Regions from separate parts of the Homo sapiens genome. Here region 1 is linked to region 2. Evidence: chromatin loops called from intact Hi-C (ENCODE). Cell type or tissue: Caco-2. All regions are shown on one strand. Each heading gives the region's core, and the rest is flanking DNA. Links, peaks and the distances in the headings are about the cores only.

Region 1 (4,399 bases), core at 92-4,091, 53 kb after region 2:
CATCAGCAGTAGATACTTTCACTTCATCAGAGGACCTGGGAAAGAGCCGTGCCAACAGAGTTTGGAATGGAGGCAAAACTAATTTTGGAGAGCTCCAATGTGTGTTGAAAAAGAAAGCAATCAAATAATTGTGTTGTATCACATCCTGAATATGGTCTCAGGCCTTCTGCCAGGTAGTCAGAGAACATTTTTTATGAATTTGATTTTTTTTTTCCGCTAGGAAAATTACCAAACCTCAGATTCAACCAGAATAGCACAAGAGGAATAGCATGGGCTCCCTGTCATTCGTTCACAGTACATTCGGGAGGGAGAAGAACAATGGTTTGTAAAATAGGTCCATACATAATGCATGATGTCAATAACACTGGGTAGCTTAGTGGCTCACATTGAGTGACCTTCTCAATATATTATTTATGCCTTTCATGTTTTTTTCTAGTATAACATCTTTTTTCCCTCTGGTCAAGTATTCTATTGCTCATTTATTGTGTTTTAACCACAAATGTCTTGCCACTATCAGTCACATGGCTCTAAATGAAATATAGATTATAAAAGGAAACACTTCCCACACATTAAAAAAATGATTTCCAGCTGGTCTTAAAAGTGTCTGCAGTTCCCTCTGGACGTAAGCATTTATCTGCTAATGCTTATCACTTGGGACTTTCCCTGCTGTTTCAAAAGTGGGAACGTGGAGATTAAAGCCAGTGTTTTAGGAGATTAGTACAGTTGTGTGCCGCGTAATAACATTTTGGTCAAGGATGGACTGCATGTATTACGGTGGTCCCATAAGATTACAATACTGTAGTTTTACTGTACCTTTTCTGTGTTTAGATACGTTTAGATGGGCAAATACTTACCATTGTGTTACAATGGCCTACAGTATACAGAACAGTAACGTTTTACACAGGTTTCTAGCCTAGAAGCAATAGCTAGACCCTGTAGTTTAGGTGTGTAGTAGGCTACACCATCTAGGTTTGTGTAAGTACATTCTATGATGTTCACACAACGACAACATCTCCTAATGACAATTTCTCAGAATGTTTCCCCATCGTTAAAAAATGCATGATTGTATTGAGAAACATAAAATTGGATACAATAAATATCACACTTCTATAAGAAGGTTTTAAGCACTATACAGTGAAATTATGTCTCTCCTCCAGAAAACAAACAAATCTGGCCGGGCGCGGTGGCTCACACCTGTAATCCCAGCACTTTGGGAGGCCAAGGCGGGCAGATCACGAGGTCAGGAGATGGAGACCATCCTGGCTAACACGGTGCAACCCCGTCTCTACTAAAAATACAAAAAAAAAAAAAAATTAGCCCGGCGTGGTGGCAGGCACCTAGTAGTCCCAGCTACTCGGTAGGCTGAGGCAGGAGAATGGCGTGAACCCGGGAGGCGGAGCTTGCAGTGAGCCGAGGTCGCGCCACTGCACTCCAGCCTGGGTGGCAGAGCGAGACTCTGTCTCAAAAAAAAAAAAAAGAAGAAAAACTTAAAAAATACAACCTTTTTAATGTGTCAGGAAATACAGAGCTTGGTCTGTCTGTGATCAGGAGGAATGAAGTTGTGTATTCAGAATGATAAAGTATAGGTGTGTGTGATGAAGTCCCAAGTGATCTGTAAATTCCTGCAGAGGACCTCACATTGCTGGGTGAAATCTTTGTGGGAAATTGGTAAAAAGAAAAAGACCCAGCAGGTACCCTAGAAACTCTAGACCTAATACAGATTCCCTTCTTTATTGGTGGCTCTGAAAATTTTTCACACTGCTGCAGGTACTTTGGCCTTGGAGACATCTTACTGGGGACTTAACAATGAGAAAGACTTAGGGATTCATCACTTCCAGGCAACTGTAAGGAAAAGGGAGATCCCCGTGCCTGAACTTATAGGGTTGGATAATCATTTTCCTTCCTGTTACACAACTTGGTTTTCCTGGCTGTGGTGCTAGGTTTATAGCAGTTACAGGGTTTATTTAAGGCAATCCAACTTTGGACTTCAATAAGATAAATAGTGATATCTAAAAGAGACATAGTGAAGAAATCACACTCAACATGACAAAGCATTGAGATAAAAAGTAATAAAGTCCAGAAAAACTCTTCAAACAGTAATTTTGCTTCTAAAAATCCTTTGACTTTGATGTGTCCATCAATCATAGGCCTATTTTTGCTTCATTTCATCTGTCTTTGGCTAAAATGGGTGGGATGAGGCTTTTTGGATAGCAGTAGTTGGTTTCTCCTATTTTCTCTTAATGGACAAAGAAGCAAGATTTATGTCTGGAAGACTTGCTGAAAAGAACGAAGTGACCTCCCAGAGCCACCTAGTACCTTAGCAATAATCTCCCAGCTGAAATCATTGTTGCCTTGATGAGCTACAAATCAGGGTGGCATTTCCCAAACAGGATTCCCCCAAACTCAAGTTGCTTAAACTGCTAATATTTTCATTCTGTTCTGTTTTGTTTTAGCCATTGTGTATGGTCAAAAAAAAAAAAGATATGAAAAGTCCTGGGTTAAACAAATTTCAAGGGGTTTTTTTTTTTTTTGCAGGATATTTCAAAATATTTAATGTTCTAATGTGCATTGCATGTCTTGGAATTAAAGGTGTGCCGAAAACAGTTTGTGAAACATTGAACATTGGAGAGAACCTGTGGGGAAGTGGCCCATGCTTGGGACATCAGTTGACTTCTTTTTTGTTTGTTTTGAGATGGAGTTTCACTCTTGTCACCCAGGCTGGAGTGCAATGCATGATTTTGGCTCACTGCAACCTCCACCTCCTGGGTTCAAGTGATTCTTCCGCCCCAGCCTCCTGAGTAGCTGTGATTACAGGGACCCACCACCGTGCCTGGCTAATTTTTTGTATTTTTAGTAGAGACAGGATTTCTCCATGTTGGTCAGGCTGGTCTTGAACTCCTGACCTTAGGCGATCACTCGCCTCAGCCTCCCAAAGCAGTTGACTTCTTGGCTGCCAATGGTTAAGCAATGCCACTGGACAGCCCCCTGTGTGACTGAGGGATAGGGATGAAAAAGGCAGGAAAAAAAGGAAGACAAAGCTGAAAAATACAGAGGAATACGTAGAAGAAAATAAAAATTCCTGCTTCATACCACCCCAAAATAACCATTTTAAACCTGCAATATGTTTCCTTCTAGTCATCTTACTGTGTGTGTGTATGATTATGCTCATCATATAAATTACCCTTTTTGTTTTTTGAGATGCAGTCTCGCTCTGTCACCCAAGCTGGAGTACAATGGCGCAGCTCACTGCAACCTCCGTCTCCCCGGGTTCAAACGATTCTCCTGCCTCAGCCTCCCTAATAGCTGGGACTACAGGCGCCCGCCACCACGCCCAGCTAATTTTTGTATTTTCAGTAGAGACGGGGTTTCACCACATTGGCCAGAATGGTCTCCATCTCTTGACCTCATTATCCTCCCACCTCGGCCTCCCAAAGTGCTGGGATTACAGGCATGAGCCACTGCGCCCGGCCAACTATACATTTTTATATGATAATCATACTATGTATAATTTGACATTTTGTATTTTAAGTTTAATACTTTATATGTATGTACTTGAAAGCATAAACTAAATATAGTACTTCCATATCATTATTTTCCTATTAATTGATAATTAGGTTATTCCCAACTTTAGTATAAAAATAAAGGACACATAAATGGCACACTGAAGAAATCAGGTTCATAGGAAATAAACAAAAGGCAGCCATATTTTTGTCTTTCAAAATTTTGACTTTAACAATGTATCCAGGGAAGGAAAGTATTTCCCTTAACCCTGAAAACTTGGGCAGTCCCATGAATTTCTGAATTACAAAGTTACTTTAAGCTTCATTATCTCCACTCAGAAATTAAAACGTCTAGTCCAAAATAAGAAGTCACATTTTAATCTTCATTTAAAGGTATGGCTCTTCCCATCCCCAGGTAGGCCAGTGGCAGGTTGTGTGTGGTCAGCTTCTTCTTGTTTCCCTCTTCCCCTACTCAATAGCTACTGTTGCTGACCTGGGGCTGGGCAGGGAGAGGGATGAGAGGTAAGGGGATGAGACGGAGAATTCCTACGTGGTTGTCTCATAAGCTGCGGCAGTCTGCAGCTGCCTCCCTGTCAGGGGTGCGCTCCCTTGATGGCAGCATTGATACAGTCTCCTTGGGCTGGCCGTTGTCCTGGGGGACCCTTGCTTTCCTGCAGTCCACTCCGTACAGACTTTCTCAGCTGGGTTCTATCGTTGTCACCCACGTGGTCTTGGGTAGGGTCCCTTTTTAAAATTATTTTATTTTATTTTATTTTTCCAGACGGAGTCTCACTCTGTCACCCAGGCTGGAGTGCAGTGGCACCATCTCTGCTCACTGCAAGCTCTGTCTCCTGGATTCACGCGATTCTCCTGCCTCAGCCTCTCCAGTTGCTAGGACT
Region 2 (4,399 bases), core at 312-4,311:
CACGCCCGGCTAATTTTTGTATTTTTAGTAGAGACAGGGTTTCACCATGTTGGTCAGGCTGGTCTCGAACTCCTGACGACGTGATCCATCCGCCTCGACCTCCCAAAGTACTGGGATTACAGGCATGAGCCACTGTGCCTGGCCCTTATGTCCACTTTTTATGGTTTGAGGTTACTCCAAATAAATTATAAACCCCATGAGGACTAGAACTATACCATGTCTTACATTTTGCACTCATAGAGCTACCCGTGCATGCTGATTAATTCAATCACGTGTTAAGAAAAAGCTCAGAAATATTAAGGGAGAGTCCTCTGTGGAAGAAAGTGCAGTGGACATTGTGAACATTTGTGAGTGAGAAATGGCCTAGTACATTGGAGGACAGTTTCATGACACTAAGTTGTTATTCTTACGCTGTATGCTTTCTCATCATTTCCACAAAGATAATTTAAGAATGGGAAGTAAGACCTGATGGGGAAATAAGAAGCCAGAATTATTTAGCTGTGAGAAGAAAAAATGGAAGAGGACCTAACAATCTTAACATTTGTGAAAATTTGCTATCCAGAAGCTAGGGTTCTTCCTCCTTAGGAATGAAGAATGAGGTGGGGCATAAGCATATAATCACATGATGAAATTTAAGTATGTCTAGATAGATTTTTCACTACAAGGGTGTCAAACAATAAAATGAGTTCTGAACTTTGTATAATGTATTTCTTTTTCTTTTTCTTTTCTTTTTTTTTTTGAGACAGTTTCTCTCTGTCACCCAGGCTGGAGTGCAGTGGTGAGAACTTGGCTCACTACGACCTCCATCTCCTGGGCTCAAGCAATTCTCCTTGAGTAGCTGGGATTACAGGTGTGTGCCACCACGCTCAGCTAATTTTTGTATTTTTTGTAGAGACGGGGTTTTGCCATGTTGGTCAGGCTTGTCTCAAACTCCTGGCCTCAAGCGATCCTCCCGCCTCAGCCTCCCAAAGTGCTGAGATTACAGGCGTGAGCCACCATCCCAGGCCTGTATAATGTATTTCTATGGTAGTTCTAAAAAAGTCTTTTTAAAATGGATTAAGGGTAATTTTGCCTAAAAGTAAGGAATTGAGGCTGGTTGTGGTGGCTCACGCCTGTAATCCCAGCACTTTGGGAGGCCAATGCTGGTAGATCACAAGGTCAGGAGTTCAAGACCAGCCTGCCCAAGATGGTGAAACACCGTCTCTACTAAAAATACAAAAATAGGGCCGGGCGCGGTGGCTCACGTCTGTAATCCCAGCACGTTGGGAGGCCGAGGCGGGTGGATCACGAGGTCAGGAGATCGAGACCATCCTGGCTAACACAGTGAAACCCCGTCTCTACTAAAAATACAAAAAATTAGCCGGGCGAGGTGGCGGGTGCCTGTAGTCCCAGCTACTCGGGAAGCTGAGGCAGGAGAATGGTGTGAACCCCGCAGGGCGGAGCCTGCAGTGAGCCGAGATTGCGCCACTGCACTCCAGCCTGGGTGACAGAGCGAGACTCCATCTCAAAAAAAAGAAAGAAAAAAAAAAAAAGTAAGGAATTGAATAAGATGGCCCCATCTTCAAGGCACTACCAGGGATGAAAGTGCAGGAGAAGAACAAGCGTGCATGACAGCTCTCATTTTCTCTTTTTAAAAAAAATTTAAAATTTCTTATATTAATGTCATGTATTTAAAAATTTTTTTTTCTTATTTAGTAGGACTTCAGAATGACACAGAAAAACAAACATCTCTCATTGTCAAGACATACCCACCCTTTTCCCCAGAGGCAAACCCAGTTCTCTTTTTCCTCCAGGGAATCCAGCATAGACCTCTCTATGTGTTTAGGAGTTTGGAAAAAAAGACCAAGAAGGGAAGTATCTTGGAAGCCACTTCTGCTTTCCTCCTTGTGACATATTAATATTCCCTGCAGCAAAGAAGCACGGGGCCTACTATCTTCCTGAATATGGGACAAGAAAGAGGAAAATACACAGAGAACGCCATAAATACCTATCTCAAAAGCTCCATCCTCCCACACAGTCAAATTGCGCAAGCTTGCTCAGCTGAGTTAACAGGGAGACTCTTTTGCCTGCAAACAGGTCAATCACCAGTAAGCCATTATACTTGATACCTACCCTCTTCTACAAATTAACTTAGAAATTCTGATTGGGAAAGAAAAGTCAAAGGTCAGAGGAATAAAATGGGTGCGTAAAATTGTTTTCATAGTTTACATTTATTTTTCCTACAAGTTTAATTCCAGTAGGTAAAATATTAAAAGTATGAGCACCTGTAATCGGGGTCAATTGATAAAGTTAGAAAATTCCAGTAGGTATTTTGTCCTTTCAGAGCATGACTCTACCTTTAAAAATGTCAATGAGAATGTAATTTAGATAGTTACGATTGTACTGTAAGAAGAATCACCTGATGATTTGTAGTAAATACTCTCATGTATATTTACATTTAACTTACATCCACTGATATTTTTTCCTAAAATAATCTGGTAAAGAGCAAGGCAAGTCACTACAAGCAGTTTCTTCAGTGATATGTTTGCAACTTCTGTAATAACTTTTGCTCTGTAATTATTGCTTTTCTTTTCCTAGAAGCTCATGTGTTGACAAAGGGAAACATAGGAGTCTCCATTTTGTCTGGAGACTTCTCTGTTCTTCTGCTTTAGTTTTGGATACATTTATGCATATGATAGCAATGCTAAGTAAAAGTTATATTATAATTAGAATATATGGTAATGTAGGATGAGTAATATGTGTGTGTGTGTGTATGTATGTGTGTGTGTGTGTGTATATATATATATATATATATATAACAGAGATTCTTTGCTATTACCACAACAAATCATGGGAAACCACAAGGGCTTTTCATGCATTTTTCTATTTAAAGGGCCGTCTATATAGAATATTTGTCAAATCCCTACCATGTACTAAGTGAAAGATTTCTTTCCTAAATATTTTTACCATTTTTCTTACTTATAGTTTATAATTTTATTTAATAGAAACATTATTTCCTTTAAGTATTATTTAAAGGGAACATGGCTTTTAATTAAATACCAATGTTTCAGCTGTGCATGGTGGCACGTGCCTGTAAGCCCAGCTGCTTGGGAGGCTGAGGCATGAGAATCGCTCGAACCTGAGAGCTGGAGGTTGCAGTGAGCTGAGATGGCACCACTGCACTCCAGCCTGGGTGACAGAGCAAGACTGTGTCTCAAATAAAAAAAAAAACAAAACCCACAATAAAACAAATAAATATCAATGTTTGTTGAAACTATTCCTTAATTATATTTCCTTAAACTTATTCTAAAGAAAAAGATATATACATCTGCCACTAATTACCCATGTCTATATATCATGGTTCATAGAATCTGGGACATTAAAACTGCACACACGGAAGCCAGCAATTAGCTGTCAGTGTAACGTGAGGATGTGTGTCTGACTTTTTCCTTAAGATTCCAAGAAACAAGAGAAAAACCTTTTTCCTCCAGCATTTTCTGAGTGGCATAGCAATTGAAGAATAAATCATCTACATCAAAATTTTTATCACATAGAAATGTGTACTCCTAGAGTATTACACAGAACAAAGAATTACCATGGATAATTTCTTCTGGACTTTTGGCTTTGCCTGACCTTCTGTCACTCTAATCTTCATCCATCATGTATTGATTCACCAAAAAACTTTTATTGAGAGCTAGTAAGCTCTCAAATATACTATGAATCAGGTATATTCTTAGAAACATAAAAGCAAATGCAGTCTACGGCCGAAATGCTGAATTGTGTCCCATGGTCACTGTGGGAGCTCAGTTCTACTAACTAACTTGGTTTGGGGTGGTGGTGGTGAGGGAGGGTGGCTCTGAGTTTCAGATTGACCACTTGGCATAGGGTGGGTGCTTTGAGGGCTAAGGCAATGGGAAGCGGCTCAACCAGACAGTCTCCTGAGAGTAACAGCCATGCAGTCATGTCAGAGCAATGAGTAGAATCCCAGGCAGGTGGTCTGTAGTAGGGAGGCCTGGAAGTGTGTAGCACTGCCCTGGTTTGTGGTAGTGCTATTCCTTTTCCCAAGAGGTCAAGAGCCAGATGGATCACAGGCCTAGAGTACCTAGGGTGAGAACTATGAAGGATAGTATTGTTTACCACCCCAAAGCTTCCCCAGCCTCCTTCCTTTGCTGTGAGGGGTAGCCATGTGATCCAATTCTAATGCAAGAACTATTAAAAGATGTCTGTTGGGAGTAAGGGGCAGGCTTTTGAGAAATCTTTTGCTTTCCTGATAAATAGGGTTAAGCATACCTGGCAAGAACATTTTTTCTTACTTTTGTTTTCCAGCCTTGAATATGAGCATGCTGCATGCTGCAGCAGTATATAGTGATCAAAGGCAACAAGCCAAGGATGATGGAAGAACAAGAGAGAAGCAGGCTGG

The links. A loop is a pair of places that touch in the nucleus more often than their neighbours do. Peaks named below come from ENCODE experiments on the same cell type or tissue, not always from the same donor. Only the 100,000 strongest peaks of a DNase experiment are listed, where the experiment ranks them.
Region 1: a loop joins it to region 2, with 7 times the contacts of the local background. A loop is called at or near these places in 1 of 110 quality-filtered maps.

Annotation. Positions count from the first base shown.
Region 1 is chr2:203,603,569-203,607,967 of GRCh38, forward strand. No RefSeq gene overlaps it. Among named protein-coding and RNA genes, the nearest start is that of RAPH1, 70 kb to the left of the region's middle. In Caco-2, for the core only: no CTCF peak of the experiment used is centred there; a DNase peak (open chromatin) is centred at 1,879.
Region 2 is chr2:203,550,015-203,554,413 of GRCh38, forward strand. No RefSeq gene overlaps it. Among named protein-coding and RNA genes, the nearest start is that of RAPH1, 17 kb to the left of the region's middle. In Caco-2, for the core only: no CTCF peak of the experiment used is centred there; a DNase peak (open chromatin) is centred at 2,017.